Linked DNA regions of Homo sapiens: region 2 is linked to region 1. The links are chromatin loops, found by intact Hi-C in ENCODE. Cell type or tissue: Caco-2. All regions are shown on one strand. Links, peaks and the distances in the headings refer to the core of each region. The heading gives the core; the rest is flanking DNA.

Region 1 (5,000 bases), core at 1-5,000:
AGGGAGGTGGGGGGGGTCAGCCCCCCGCCCGGCCAGCCGCCATGTCCGGGAGGGAGGTGGGGGGGTCAGCCCTCCGCCCGGCCAGCCGCCCCGTCTGGGAGGTGAGGGGCGCCTCTGCCCGGCCGCCCCTACTGGGAAGTGAGGAGCCCCTCTGCCCGGCCAGCCGCCCCGTCCGGGAGGGAGGTGGGGGGGTCGGCCCCCCGCCCGGCCAGCCGCCCCGTCCGGGAGGGAGGTGGGGGGGTCGGCCCCCCGCCCGGCCAGCCGCCCCGTCCGGGAGGGAGGTGGGGGGGGTCAGCCCCCCCGCCCAGCCAGCCGCCCTGTCCGGGAGGTGAGGGGCGCCTCTGCCCGGCCGCCCCTACTGGGAAGTGAGGAGCCCCTCTGCCCGGCCAGCCGCCCCGTCCGGGAGGGAGGTGGGGGGGTCGGCCCCCCGCCCGGCCAGCCGCCCCGTCCGGGAGGGAGGTGGGGGGGGTCGGCCCCCCTGCCCGGCCAGCCGCCCCGTCCGGGAGGTGAGGGGCGCCTCTGCCCGGCCAGCCGCCCCGTCCGGGAGGGAGGTGGGGGGGTCAGCCCCCCGCCCGGCCAGCCGCCCCGTCCGGGAGGGAGGTTGGGGGGTCAGCCCCCCGCCCGGCCAGCCGCCCCGTCCGGGAGGGAGGTGGGGGGGGTCAGCCCCCCTGCCCGGCCAGCCGCCCCGTCCGGGAGGTGAGGGGCGCCTCTGCCCGGCCGCCCCTACTGGGAAGTGAGGAGCCCCTCTGCCCGGCCACCACCCCGTCTGGGAGGTGTGCCCAACAGCTCATTGAGAACGGGCCAGGATGACAATGGCGGCTTTGTGGAATAGAAAGGCGGGAAAGGTGGGGAAAAGATTGAGAAATCGGATGGTTGCCGTGTCTGTGTAGAAAGAAGTAGACATGGGAGACTTTTCATTTTGTTCTGCACTAAGAAAAATTCCTCTGCCTTGGGATCCTGTTGATCTGTGACCTTACCCCCAACCCTGTGCTCTCTGAAACATGTGCTGTGTCCACTCAGGGTTAAATGGATTAAGGGCGGTGCAAGATGTGCTTTGTTAAACAGATGCTTGAAGGCAGCATGCTCGTTAAGAGTCATCACCACTCCCTAATCTCAAGTACCCAGGGACACAAACACTGCGGAAGGCCGCAGGGTCCTCTGCCTAGGAAAACCAGAGACCTTTGTTCACTTGTTTATCTGCTGACCTTCCCTCCACTATTGTCCCATGACCCTGCCAAATCCCCCTCTGTGAGAAACACCCAAGAATTATCAATAAAAAAATAAATTAAAAAAAAAAAAAAAAAACACATATTTGCGGCTGGGTGTGGTGGCTCATGCTTGAAATCCCAGCACTCTGGGAGGCCGAGGCGGGCGGATCACCTAAGGTTGGGAGTTCGAGACCAGCCTGACCAACATGGAGAAACCCCATCTCTACTAAAACTACAAAATTAGCTGGGCGTGGTGGCGCATGACTGTAATCCCAGCTACTCAGGAGGCTGAGGCAGGAGAATCGCTTGAATCCAGGAGGCGGAGGTTGCGGTGAGCCGAGATTGTGCCATTGCACTCCAGCCTGGGCAACAATAATGAAATTTTGTCTCAAAAAAAAAACAAAAAAAACAAAAAAAACAAAAAAAACGTGTATTTGTGGCCAGTCACAGTGGCTCATGCCTGTAATCCCAGCACTTTGAGAGCCCGAGGTGGGTGGATCACCTGAGGTCAGGAGTTCGAGACCAGCCTGGCCAAAAAGGCAAAACCCCGTCTCTACTAAAAATACAAAAATTAGCCGGGCATGGTGGTGCACACCTGTAGTCCCAGCTACTAGGCAGGCTGAGGCAGGAGAATCGCTTGAATACGGCAGGCAGAGATTGCAGTGAGCCACTTACTGCGGAGGATACAGGTTAGAGAGCATTAATTTCTAATGGCCCCATTTGGTATAGTTTCATAGGAAAGCTCTGAAACTATAATGTAGAAAGGAACTAAACTGCCTCCTTTTTTTTTTTGTAAGGTTCCTGCCTATGCCGGATTTCTTACCAGAGTTTGTTAAGTCTGCTCAACAGCTAAGGGAAGAAGGCTAAGAGTAAGTTTCATTCCGCTGTCTTGGCTTTAAAAGTTTGGTTTGGACTGTAGCATTGGATATGGCCTTGTTTCCAATATATACTTCAATATTAAAAAAAAAAAACAGAAAAAGGTTTTTAAAAACATAATTATGACTCCATAATCTGCCATGGGAAAGATTGCTTTCAGTTACTTTCTATGAGAACCCTAACCTAGGCATTATCATTCTTTTTAACCTGCTCAGATTTTCAATTTATGTCAGAAAACCCATGTTAATGTCGAACCTGCCCCTGCCTCAAGAGTAACTTGGTTTAACCTCTTGGGGCTTGTTGCATCATCAGCAATAATTGTCTTGCCAATGTCACAGTCACTGAAGGAGCAAACAAGATAACAGATGCAAACGCCCTTTGAAAAGTTCACTACGTATAAGTGAACCATCACTATTATTCTCAAAGTCTTATTTACAACCTTGGATGGCTGAATGAGCATAAGATGGCCAGACTTCACTGTTCCTAGTAAGTTTTCCATAGCCTCTGCTTTAGGAGAAATAAATTTCCTCACATCCAGTCTTTGCTTTGTTGACTGCTCAACACCCTCTTGTCTCGCTTGCTTTTCTGAGAGTGACCTTGACAGCATCCCTCCAAAGAGAAGGGTATTTCCTTTATATAGACATGCAGGTGCAGTCCCACCAAAATTTATTGAACTCCAAGCTAGAACAAAAGGTGGAGGTGCACCGATGAAGAAACAGGGCCTCTGCCTTCAGGAGCTTACAAGGCCATTAACAGAGAGTGATATTGATCTTATGCAAATGGCAGTTGCCGCCTACTTGCAGAAGAGCAGGGGCTACAGCCAAGCAGCAGGGGGCAGAAGAGGCTCGAGCTCGGCTCTGGAGGCCGATCTGGCCAAAGCCAGGATAGAAGCTCCCGTGACCCATTCGTGTGTGCGACTTGGAAGGCAGCCCTTCTGCCACTCCCCTTTCTTAAAGCCCAGAGCAAATAAAAGATCCTTTTCTACTACAGTAGATATACCTGTAGTCAGGACTTTGAACTCACAGCTATTCGCCGCACCATTCCCTCTTAAGGAACTACTGCGCCCTCCAGCGGAAGAACAGCGGCGGAACTCCACAGCGGCAGCTAAAATCCCTGAACGCTTTAAAGTCCTTCTCCTCAAGATACTCGGCTGCGTCTGGCCCCGCCCCTCACTGAGTTCCGCCCCGGGCGCAACCTCATCTTATGGCACCGATTGGCTGGCCCCTGTGCGTGAGGACGTTGCGCCGTGGGGAGGGGCGGACGAGAGGTGTCCGTCAGGCCGTGTGTCCCAGGCCGTCGACCCCGCTGTCGCGCTGCGTCTGCTCCTTGCATGCCTTTAGATGGTACAGCCTTCAGCCGGGGCTTCGGGAGACAGTGCAGCCACCGAGCATCTCTGCTGAGCTTCTCCGCCGATCCTCCTTTTCTAGCAGGCAGCTCTTCTAGGCCACGTCCAGGTCGAGGGGGAAAATGGCGCCGGCGCCCCTAGGCGTCCCGGAGGAGCAGTTGCTGGGGTGTCGATCTAGAGTGCTTTCTCGGTTACTCTTCATTGCCCAGACCGCTCTCCTCCTGTTGCCCGCCGCCGGAGCAGGTCTCTGCCCCGCGCCCTGCTCCTGCCGCATTCCTCTCCTGGACTGCAGTCGCAGGAAATTGCCCGCACCGAGCTGGAGGGCGCTGTCGGGCTTGCTGCCCCCCGACACCGCTATCCTGTGAGTAGAGCGGCCAGGCAGAGTGACCAAAAGGAGGGGGAGCCTTCCCTCTACAGGGGGCAGGCAGGAGGGAGACAGGCCTGGTCGGAGGGTGTGGTCGAGAGCCTAAGCTCTGAAGGAAACTGCCGTCAGGATTTTATGAACTTTGTTTTAGGTGGTGGGAGCCTAAAAAAGCCGGTGTTAAGGTTTCTGGAGAATTGTATGAAGACGAGGGTTAAGATTCTTGGGGCCAAGGAGTCTGTGATTTCCTCAACTGGGGAGGAAATGGGGCGGGCATATTTAATGGTAAGGACTCACGGGTCCTGGGCACCAGCATTGACTTTGGATGGTTGGTGGGGCGGGGGGTGGGTTGAGCACGGAACAGTGCTTTCTGCTTATCTTGAGCTGCATGATTTGGTGTGTACCTCAGACTTAGTGGTCCTCAGGCACGTGATTTTATAATCACAATCGCCAAAGACCTATGAACTGTCTTTAGTCCTTAGTTCGCATGTTGGCTGATTTTGTGCTGCAGTTTTGATACTTAACAGGGTTGAAAAGTTCATTATGATGAATCAGGAGATCCTGTAATTCAGAATATCTTTGTAAGTAGCATTCTTGATCTAATTTAAACTTCACTGTAAAGAGGAGGAGTATTTTTTGCAGAACCATTTGATGCTTTGTTTTCAGCGCATCTTCTTGTGGCAAAGAACCCAAAAATCAGTTCTGCTTATTTATGTAGGTAAAGCAGGTACAACGGTTGAATGAATTCTGGAGTTTCCACTGTTGAGTTTTCACTTTGACAGGTCTTTATTAGACAGTGGAACTTGGAGGGCTCCTTAGTCTGAGTCAGCCTGGTGGTATTAGGAACAACAGCAGGTATTAAATGCTGCAATTATGGGGCTTCTTAACCACTAACATACAGTTATTTCTCGTCACTAACTGAGCAGCACGTTTATTAACTGACAGATTTCTGATGGAGTCGTTAAGAAAGAGTCATCAATGGGCCAGGCGCGGTGGCTCACGCCTGTAATCCCAGCACTTTGGGAGGCCGAGGCGGGCCGATCACGAGGTCAAGAGATCGAGACCATCCTGGCCAACATGGTGAAACCCCGTCTCTACTAAAAATACAAAAAAATTAGCTGGGTGTGGTGGTGTGCGCCTGTAGTCCCAGCTACTCGGGAGGCTGAGGCAGGAGAATCGCTTGAACCCGGGAGGTGGAGGTTGCAGTGAG
Region 2 (7,739 bases), core at 2,740-7,739, 270 kb before region 1:
AGGCTGAGGCAGGAGAATCACTTGAACCCGGGAGGCGGAGGTTGTGGTGAGCTGAGATCGTGCCATTGTACCACTCCAGCCTGGGCAACAAGAGCAAAACTCTGTCTCAAAAAAAAAAAAAAAAAAAAAAAAAAAGAATGTTGGTGTGGGGAGCTCTCTCCAGCCAGAATTGCCTGGGCTCTCCCATCACTTGAGTCCCCACATCTTCCCCAGATCTCTGAAGTGTCCCACCCTGTCCTACCTCAGATGGGGTTCATTAAGAAGGAAACCCAAGGGGATTTGAAAGGAAGGAAGGGCTGGGTGCTTTTGTTCCACTCAGACCTCCCTGTCTCCTTCCTTTGCCCAACCAGAGACCAATATAGGGACAGGAGGCTTCAGAGATGGAATTAGCTTTCTGAGCTCCACTCTCAGAATCCCAGCTGAAAGCTCAAATATTTTCTCTTCGTATTCTTAGTGAATGCGCCTCCCCTCACTCTTGCCCCTTCTCCCATGCTTCCATCAGCCTGGGTCACTCAAGTGCTTTCACCATGGGTTTCCTTCACTGCTGCTTCCCAGCAGCTCTTTTCTAATCTCACAGCTTATAGACTGGTCCACTTTCCCCAATATGGCGGCTCTGTCCAGCTGATGCCTGTTTCCCCTGATGTTTGCTATACTCAGCCACTTCTTAGCTCTCAGAAGCCAGGAAGTAAGTTTGGGAAAAAGCCCACCATTCAGACTGGCTTTAGGCCATATGCAGAGACCTTATATATGTACCAGTTATTCAGCTAGTATCTCTAAGCTTCAAACCCACTCTTCTCTACTGGGCCTTGTGAAGCTGGGGCAAGAAATTTGAAAACCACATTTCTGCTTTGCTAACTGGCACCCTGTTGGCTTCTGTCAATATAGGGTAACCAGGGAGATTGGAAGGCTAGAGGAGGAAGACAGGATGCCTTTTTCCTCTTTGCTTCCTGTTCCTATCAACGTTGTCCAGCCTTGCTTCTACACAGGGCAGAGTGTATTCTACACAGTCCATTCTAGTAGCAGTAGTTGGCTTCAATTTGTAATTGTCTCTCCACTGTTCAACTTCTATTTTTTTTTTTTTGAGACAGGGTCTCACTGCATCTCCCAGGCTGGAGTGCAGTGGTGCAGTCATGGCCACTGCAGCCTCAACCACCCTGACTCAAGTGATTCTCCCACCTCAGCCTCTTGAGTAGCTGGGACCACAGGTTTGTGCCACCATATGCAGCTAATATTTTTATTTTTTGAAGAGATGGTGTCTCACTATATTGCCCAGGCTGGTCTTGAACTCTGGGACTCAAGTGATCCTCCTGCCTCAGCCTCCAAAAATACTGGGGTTACGGGTGTGAACCACCATGACTGGCCTCAACATCTTTTTTTTGAGACACAGTTTTGCTCATGTTGCCCACGCTGGAGTGCAATGTCATGATCTCGGCTCACTGCAGCCTCTACCTCCCTGGTTTAAGTGATTCTCCTGCCTCAGTCTCCCAAGTAGGTGGGATTACAGACGTGTGCCACCAATTTCCCTGCCCCCATCCAGTCCATCAGCAAAGTCTAACTGACTTTCCACCATCTTCACTGCTTCTCCCCAGTCAAGCAACCCCTGGCTCAGAGTGAGTGGAGGGGAGAATCAGGAAAGCTCTTAATGCTTCCAGAATACTCAGTTACAGAATCTCAGAGTACGATGACTCCTGTTTCTAAATAAAAGGAAAGTTGGACTCTTTCCTTTTATTTAGAAACCAGATGTTTCTAAATAAAGGGATGAAACCAGACTGTGCAGGGGAGGGGCTGGTGGGGGCCCTCAAAGAAACAGGATGGAAGAGAACGAAAAACAAAAAGCTGTCCTTTTTGATGACTTATCTACCCCAGAGGGGCCACATGCTCCCCTATCATTATCTGTACCTGCCTGGGACTGCGTGTGGTGGTTAGAGCCCGTAACTACCCATAATGACTTCATGGGGCTCAGCCCAGGTAGGGGCCCAGACATTTCAAGCTAATGACTTTTCTTCCCTTTTTATTCTGTCTGTATTAGCTCCCTGCATGGATTGAAAGGTGCTTATTAACACAAGCGCCCCTGATAATTAGGTTGGTCCTGGCTTCATTAAACACTGATGGGCTTCCTGCTTTTGGGTCCAGACAAGAGAAGGAGCCAGAAGACAGGATTCTCCTCCCCATAGGTCTCCGGGGTGCAGATAGGGCAAGGTGGCACTTTCTTCTCATGTTCCTGGGTTGAGCTGAGTGAAAAGGGAGGCAAGAGATAGGAGTAAAAGCAACTGGAAGAGGCCTTTTCCCTATTTATCCCACCTACGGGCTAAACCTTGATGTTCTTATCTGCTCATTGGGCTTAGAACCAGAGACTATGAAAGCTAGAAGAGACCTCAGATATCAATCTTCACATTTTTATCATAAAAAAGAGGTGAGGGCCGGACATGGTGGCTCACACCTGTAATCCCAGCACTTTGGGAGGCTGAGGCAAGCAGATCACCTGAGGTCAGGAGTTCAAGACCAGCCTGACCAACATGGAGAAACCCTGTATCTACTAAAAATACAAAATTAGCTAGGCGTGGTGGCGGGCGCCTGTAATCCCAGCTACTAAGGAGGCTGAGGCAGGAGAATCACTTGAACCCAAGAGGCAGAGGTTGTGGTGAGCCGAGATTGAGCCATTGCACTCCAGCCTGGGCAATGGGAGCGAAACTCTGTCTAAAAAAAAAAAAAAAAAAAAAAGAAGTGAGAAGTCTATGCAGGTCCAGAGAGGGAACAGAACTTGCTCGAGATCACACACCTTAGCTGTGCCAAAACCATGCTCAAAACCCAGGTCTTTTGGCTACTCCAGGCTCAGCGATCCTTGACGTATCTCACAGGACTGTCCCAGGGATCAGGAGGTGGAAGAGAGGAAAGTGGTGTGAAAGTAAGGACCCCACGCAGTGGGAGGACTTCCTGTCTGGGCTGTGCTGCTCATGAGGTCCTGGGCTGCAGGCCTGGGGGGTCAGCCTCCAGAGTCTCCTTACCTGCCCTGCTTGCCTCATAGGGCCCTGGGGAGGAGGGGGCTTGTGAAAGTGCCTTGAGAAGCAAAACCTGTCAAGCTATTCTACCGGCCGGCTGTGTGCTCACTCCTGCCTCTGTCTCCCCAAATCCCCACTTGTGCCCTTTCTCCCAGGAGCCTGAGGATGCTGCTGAGCCCAGCCAGTTACACAAGCCTCGGTCAGCATCATCAACAGCCACTTCTCCATTTGCTTTCTGAATTATTTAGCCCTCCTCTTCCCAGCCCACCCCAGACCTTTTACCACATTAAACCTTCAAATAGGCCTGAACCTTGGCTTGGGAAACAACATTTCCTTACTGTCCCTGCCATAACGTTTTGGAGAGGGCACATCTCCCTATAGATTGGTTTTCCTCTTCACCATGCCTGGTGGTAATTGACAGTGCCTGGGTCCTAATGAGGGAACAGGCCCAGCCAGGGTGAGGCAGAGGGCCCTGCCCTCTCCTAGTCCCTGGTTTGAGGTCCTGGCTATGGGTTCTCCCATCTATTCTTGCTGAGCACTTGCCAAATATTTAATGTCCTTCATCCAGCAAGCCAATGGCAGCTCTGGGGCTGGAAGGCTCCCGAGGTCATTTTGTCCCTTCCTCTGCTTTCAGGCTGGTGCACATCTCATCCAGGGTTGACAGATGGCGGCCTCTTCCCTGGGGCTGAGGCTTTCCTGCCCTCGCCCCTAGCTCCGGCCCACATAAGACCTGGAGAGACTTTTGTGTGGACTACCTGGAAGGCTCTGGTTGTTGTAGATGCCCCAGAGGAACAGCCCAGGGAGGGGCGGGGGGGGGCTCTTATGGGGTAGGGATGGAGGTGTCAGGGGAGGAAAAGTCTTTGGGTGCCACGACAAGCGGATGAAGCGTTCTGCTGTGTGGGGCTCAGGAGAGTCCACCTGAGACTAAGGAAGTCCTGCTGGCTTCTTTTTTTTTTGAAACAGAGTCTTGCTTTGTCACCCAGGCTGGAGTGCAGTGGCACCATCTCAGCTCACTGCAACCTCTGCCTCCGGGTTCAAGCAATTCTCATGCCTCAGCCTCCCAAGTAGCTGGGATTATAGGTGCTCACCACTGAGCCTGGCTAATTTTTTGTATTTTTAGTAGAGATGGGGTTTCACCATGTTGGCCAGGCTCATCTCTAACTCCTGACCTCAGGTGATCCGCCCGCTTTGGCCTCCCAAAGTGCTGGGATTACAGGTGTGAGCCACGGTGCCCTGCCCCTGCCTGCTTCTTTGTGTCTCATTTGTACTCATTTGTCTGTCTGTGGGTCCTATAGCCTGAACCAGCCCACAGTCCTGCCCTCCTCTCCACTCCCTGCCTGTCCTGTGGGCCCTGCTTGGAGAAAGCTACAACCTGGCTCCATGGAGCCCCCAGAAGGGAGCACTCCTTCCCCCTCCTGGTGCCCACTCGTCTGGATCTTCTGGGCGTCTCCCAGCCCTTCTGGCCCCTCACAATCTGGGTTTCCTGCCTGCAGTTCGCTAGTGCTCTCTCTCTCTAAATGGCAATGGCCAACCTCAGCTGGTGTCACAGAGCATGTCTAATGTGGCTGGTGCCCACCTGGGCTTGCCCTTCCTTTCCCATCCTCAGAGCTGGAAGTGACCCTATGGAGTTGGCAGACACCCCCATCCCCTTTCACTCTCACCACCCTCAGCCTATATGTTCTTCCATGAATCTGACTCGAATCTCTTCTGACAATTTTTTTTTTTTTGAGACAGAGTTTCGCTCTTGTCCCCCAAGCTGGAGGGCAGTGGCGCAATGTCAGCTCACTGCAACCTCTGCTCCTGGGTTCAAGCAATTCTCCTGCCTCAGCCTCCCGAGTAGCTGGGACTACAGGCACGTGCCACCATGCCCAGCTAATTTTTGTATTTTTAGTACAGGTGGAGTTTCATCATATCGGCCAGGATGGTCTCAAACTCCTGACATCAAGTGATCCGCCTACCTCAGCCTCCCAAAGTGCTAGGATTACAGGCATGAGCCACCACGTCTGGCTGACAAAGTTTAAATCTGCACCCTTCTGGGTGCAGAAGCCCTTCCCAGGACACCTCCTCTGTCTGGTGAACTTGGACTCTCCTTCAAACTTTAGTGCAGAGGCCACTCTCTCAGAACCCCCCACATCCCCTAGCCTCTCAGAGCAGAACAGGATGGCCTGTCCAACACCCCCTCTCCCCCACCCTGCATCCTATCCTGTCCTTTGAAATACTTCCCAGGTATGTGAATTTACATGTGTTTCTGACTCCCTAGTTGGTCTGTTATCTCCAGGCAGGGCAGGAAAGTGTCTTCAGTGCTCATGGCCTTATCTCCTGTACCTGCTCTGGAGTCCAGTAGTCGTAACAAGTAGTAGGAGCTCAGTAAATATTTGTTGAATGAACAAATAATTCTCTGAGCCCTGGAGGAAGGGTGGGCAGTGTCTCCAATGGACTGTGACAGTTACCTTAGTAAAAATCTGGGGCTGGGGTCCAGAAACCTTGTGTGGCCCCTCTGCATTCCTGTAGTCACAAGGTTGGGTGCTTAGTGAGCCTGGCTGGCCAGGCAGGGCAGGTGCCTGGCGTGATGGGACAGTGCCATCTAGCTGCGGCTAGGCCAGAGCAACAACAGGGCCCGCGAGTTGGCTTGGTCAAAGCGATGTCATACAGGGAGTCCCTGGGCACTGCTAATTCCTTAGCAAGCAAGCAGCTAAGGGGTTGACACAACCTCAGCTTAATTGGTCTCCAACTTGAGGCCTAGGCTGCTATAAGGGGAGCCCAGGGTCAGGCTGGAGATGCCTTTGAAGGAGCCCCCGGTGGATACCAAACTTATCAAAAGCACCTGGAAATGACCCTGCATGTGACCAGGCTACTTACAGAGGCGGTGTCCAGGTCACTGGGTATTGTCCTACTGTATGCTTGATGGCCCCATCATACAGGGGGCAGTACGGAACTCTGAATGCGGAACAAATGCATGTCCCCAGGACTGTTGAGGGTGCTGGGAGCCAGGCCCCTGTTCACTTCCTCACTCTGGACCTCATCTGTCCAGGGGGCAGAGACAGGGTCTACAGCATCCTGTCTTCCTCACAGCCTGGCATGGGCCTGGCAGACACATAGACCCTTGCTCTGTGGCTCTGCCTGGCAGAAGCCGACCGGTGTGAGAAGAGCCTTCTAGCAGTTGGAGCTGTGTAGGCACCAAAAGGGCTGTTCTGTGAGAGGATGAGTCCTTGTCACTGTCAGTGCTCAGATCAAGGCAGCCTTAGCTGGGTCAAATGCTAAGCTGGGAGTGCTCTATTGGACTGGATTACATGCCTTCTGATAGTCCCTTAACTTGACGATTGTATAAAATGTAAACTGCTCAATGCATATCCCTCCCATAGCACTTTAACACTGTTCACTGTAAATCTGTGCCACAAGCTAGGATCCTCAAGAAGCAAACTCTGAGACGGAGATAAGTGTTCAGGACATTTGTTAGGGAGTTCTCTTGGGATGATCCCTTGTGGAAGAGAGGGGCAACAGCAGTGAGATTGGACAGAGGGAGAAGTTGAGCTGCACTGCAGTCTGAACAACAGTCCCAGCTGACCCTGCAGGGAGCTTGGGAGCTGGAATGACCTTCAGAGTTGTCTCAAACTGGGGAGAGCAGGCTGGGTGTTCATAGTATATATTGATCTGTCATTGGGTGCAGGCTGGCCTGGGCAGGTGGTGTGATCTAGGGCAGTCCTGGAAGGGGCTGGCTGTGCTCCCTGAGGGTGGGGAATGTGTCCTGCATTTCTGGAGGGGGTCCGCACACAGCAGCATCTGCCACTCTTCCGGTGCTGACATTTTAAGCAGCAGTGAGCAGTAAGGAAGGTCATTTGGGGCAGTGAACCCTGTCCTGTGTTTCTCAATCCCTGCCCTTGAACAGCTCCCTAAGGGGCAATGACCAGAGTCCTAGTGGGGGTGCTCTGGCCCCTCCACATTCATTTTCTCTGCCTATTCTGAGAGGAGGTTCAGGCTGGAGGTCTGGTGGGGAGGTGGTGAGCACAGGAGGTGCACAAAGGGACAAAAGGCTCTTGCCTTAAATGCCCACAATTAGAACCAGCTCCTTTCTATTCCCACCATGCAAGGGCCCTAATTAAAATTTAAACTCATGTTTCCTTTTTTTCTTTTTAAAGTTTCCATGGTAGGTAATTAACTTTTCCTTTCTGCGAGTGAGCAACTAATTAATGCTCTGTTCATAAGGACGGCGATCAGAGCACTGCGACTTGCCTGGGAGTTTGTTTCTTTCATTTATTTCCACCTTCCAAAAGAACTGGCTTGGTGAAAGTGGGGGCAGAGAAAGGAAAGAAGCTCTGCCAACATCTGTTGTGTGCAGCAGGGTGCTGACAAAGTCCTTACAACATGAAATCCTTACCATGAGGAGGGCATACAGGGTCTTCCCTGGACCAACAGAAGCAGCCGGGTGCAAAAGTGTTCCTGTCTAAGTGAGCCTTCCTCAGGAGGGGCCAGCTGAATACTTCCCTGGGGAACAAAAGCACCTGTGGCTGAACTGCACTGGCATCATGGGTGTGAGGGCCCTCCCACTGCCAGCCTCTGTGCCTTCCTCTCCCAGGCCCCTGGGTTCACCTCCTGGCCACACAAGCCTCAGGGAGAGGATACGGATTAACAGTGTTTGTACAAATTGCAGGGACAAGGGAACATTTCCCCTTCGTCCTTTGAAGTTTTGCTGAAAATCACTGACAAGAGGCAGATTAGTGAGAGAAAAAGTAGACAAACAGA

What was found. Peaks named below come from ENCODE experiments on the same cell type or tissue, not always from the same donor. Only the 100,000 strongest peaks of a DNase experiment are listed, where the experiment ranks them.
Region 2: it touches region 1 in a loop (7-fold over the local background); 17 of 110 quality-filtered maps call a loop at or near these places.

Annotation. Positions count from the first base shown.
Region 1 is chr1:113,069,856-113,074,855 of GRCh38, forward strand. It overlaps LRIG2 (leucine rich repeats and immunoglobulin like domains 2), which reads left to right and starts at 3,343. Exons shown (of 18, transcript NM_014813.3): 1 at 3,343-3,790. The coding sequence starts at 3,552. It overlaps LRIG2-DT (LRIG2 divergent transcript), which reads right to left and starts at 3,247. Exons shown (of 3, transcript NR_103777.1): 1 at 3,084-3,247. RefSeq lists enhancers at 2,814-3,063, 3,122-3,655, 3,314-3,623, 3,656-4,187, 3,804-3,863 and 1 more. In Caco-2, for the core only: a CTCF peak has its summit at 2,917 (motif pointing right); a DNase peak (open chromatin) is centred at 3,136; H3K4me3 peaks cover 2,067 bases.
Region 2 is chr1:112,798,780-112,806,518 of GRCh38, forward strand. No RefSeq gene overlaps it. Among named protein-coding and RNA genes, the nearest start is that of LINC01357, 47 kb to the right of the region's middle. RefSeq lists enhancers at 3,867-4,367, 4,368-4,868, 5,345-5,394 and a silencer at 5,505-5,654. In Caco-2, for the core only: a CTCF peak has its summit at 5,569; a DNase peak (open chromatin) is centred at 5,532.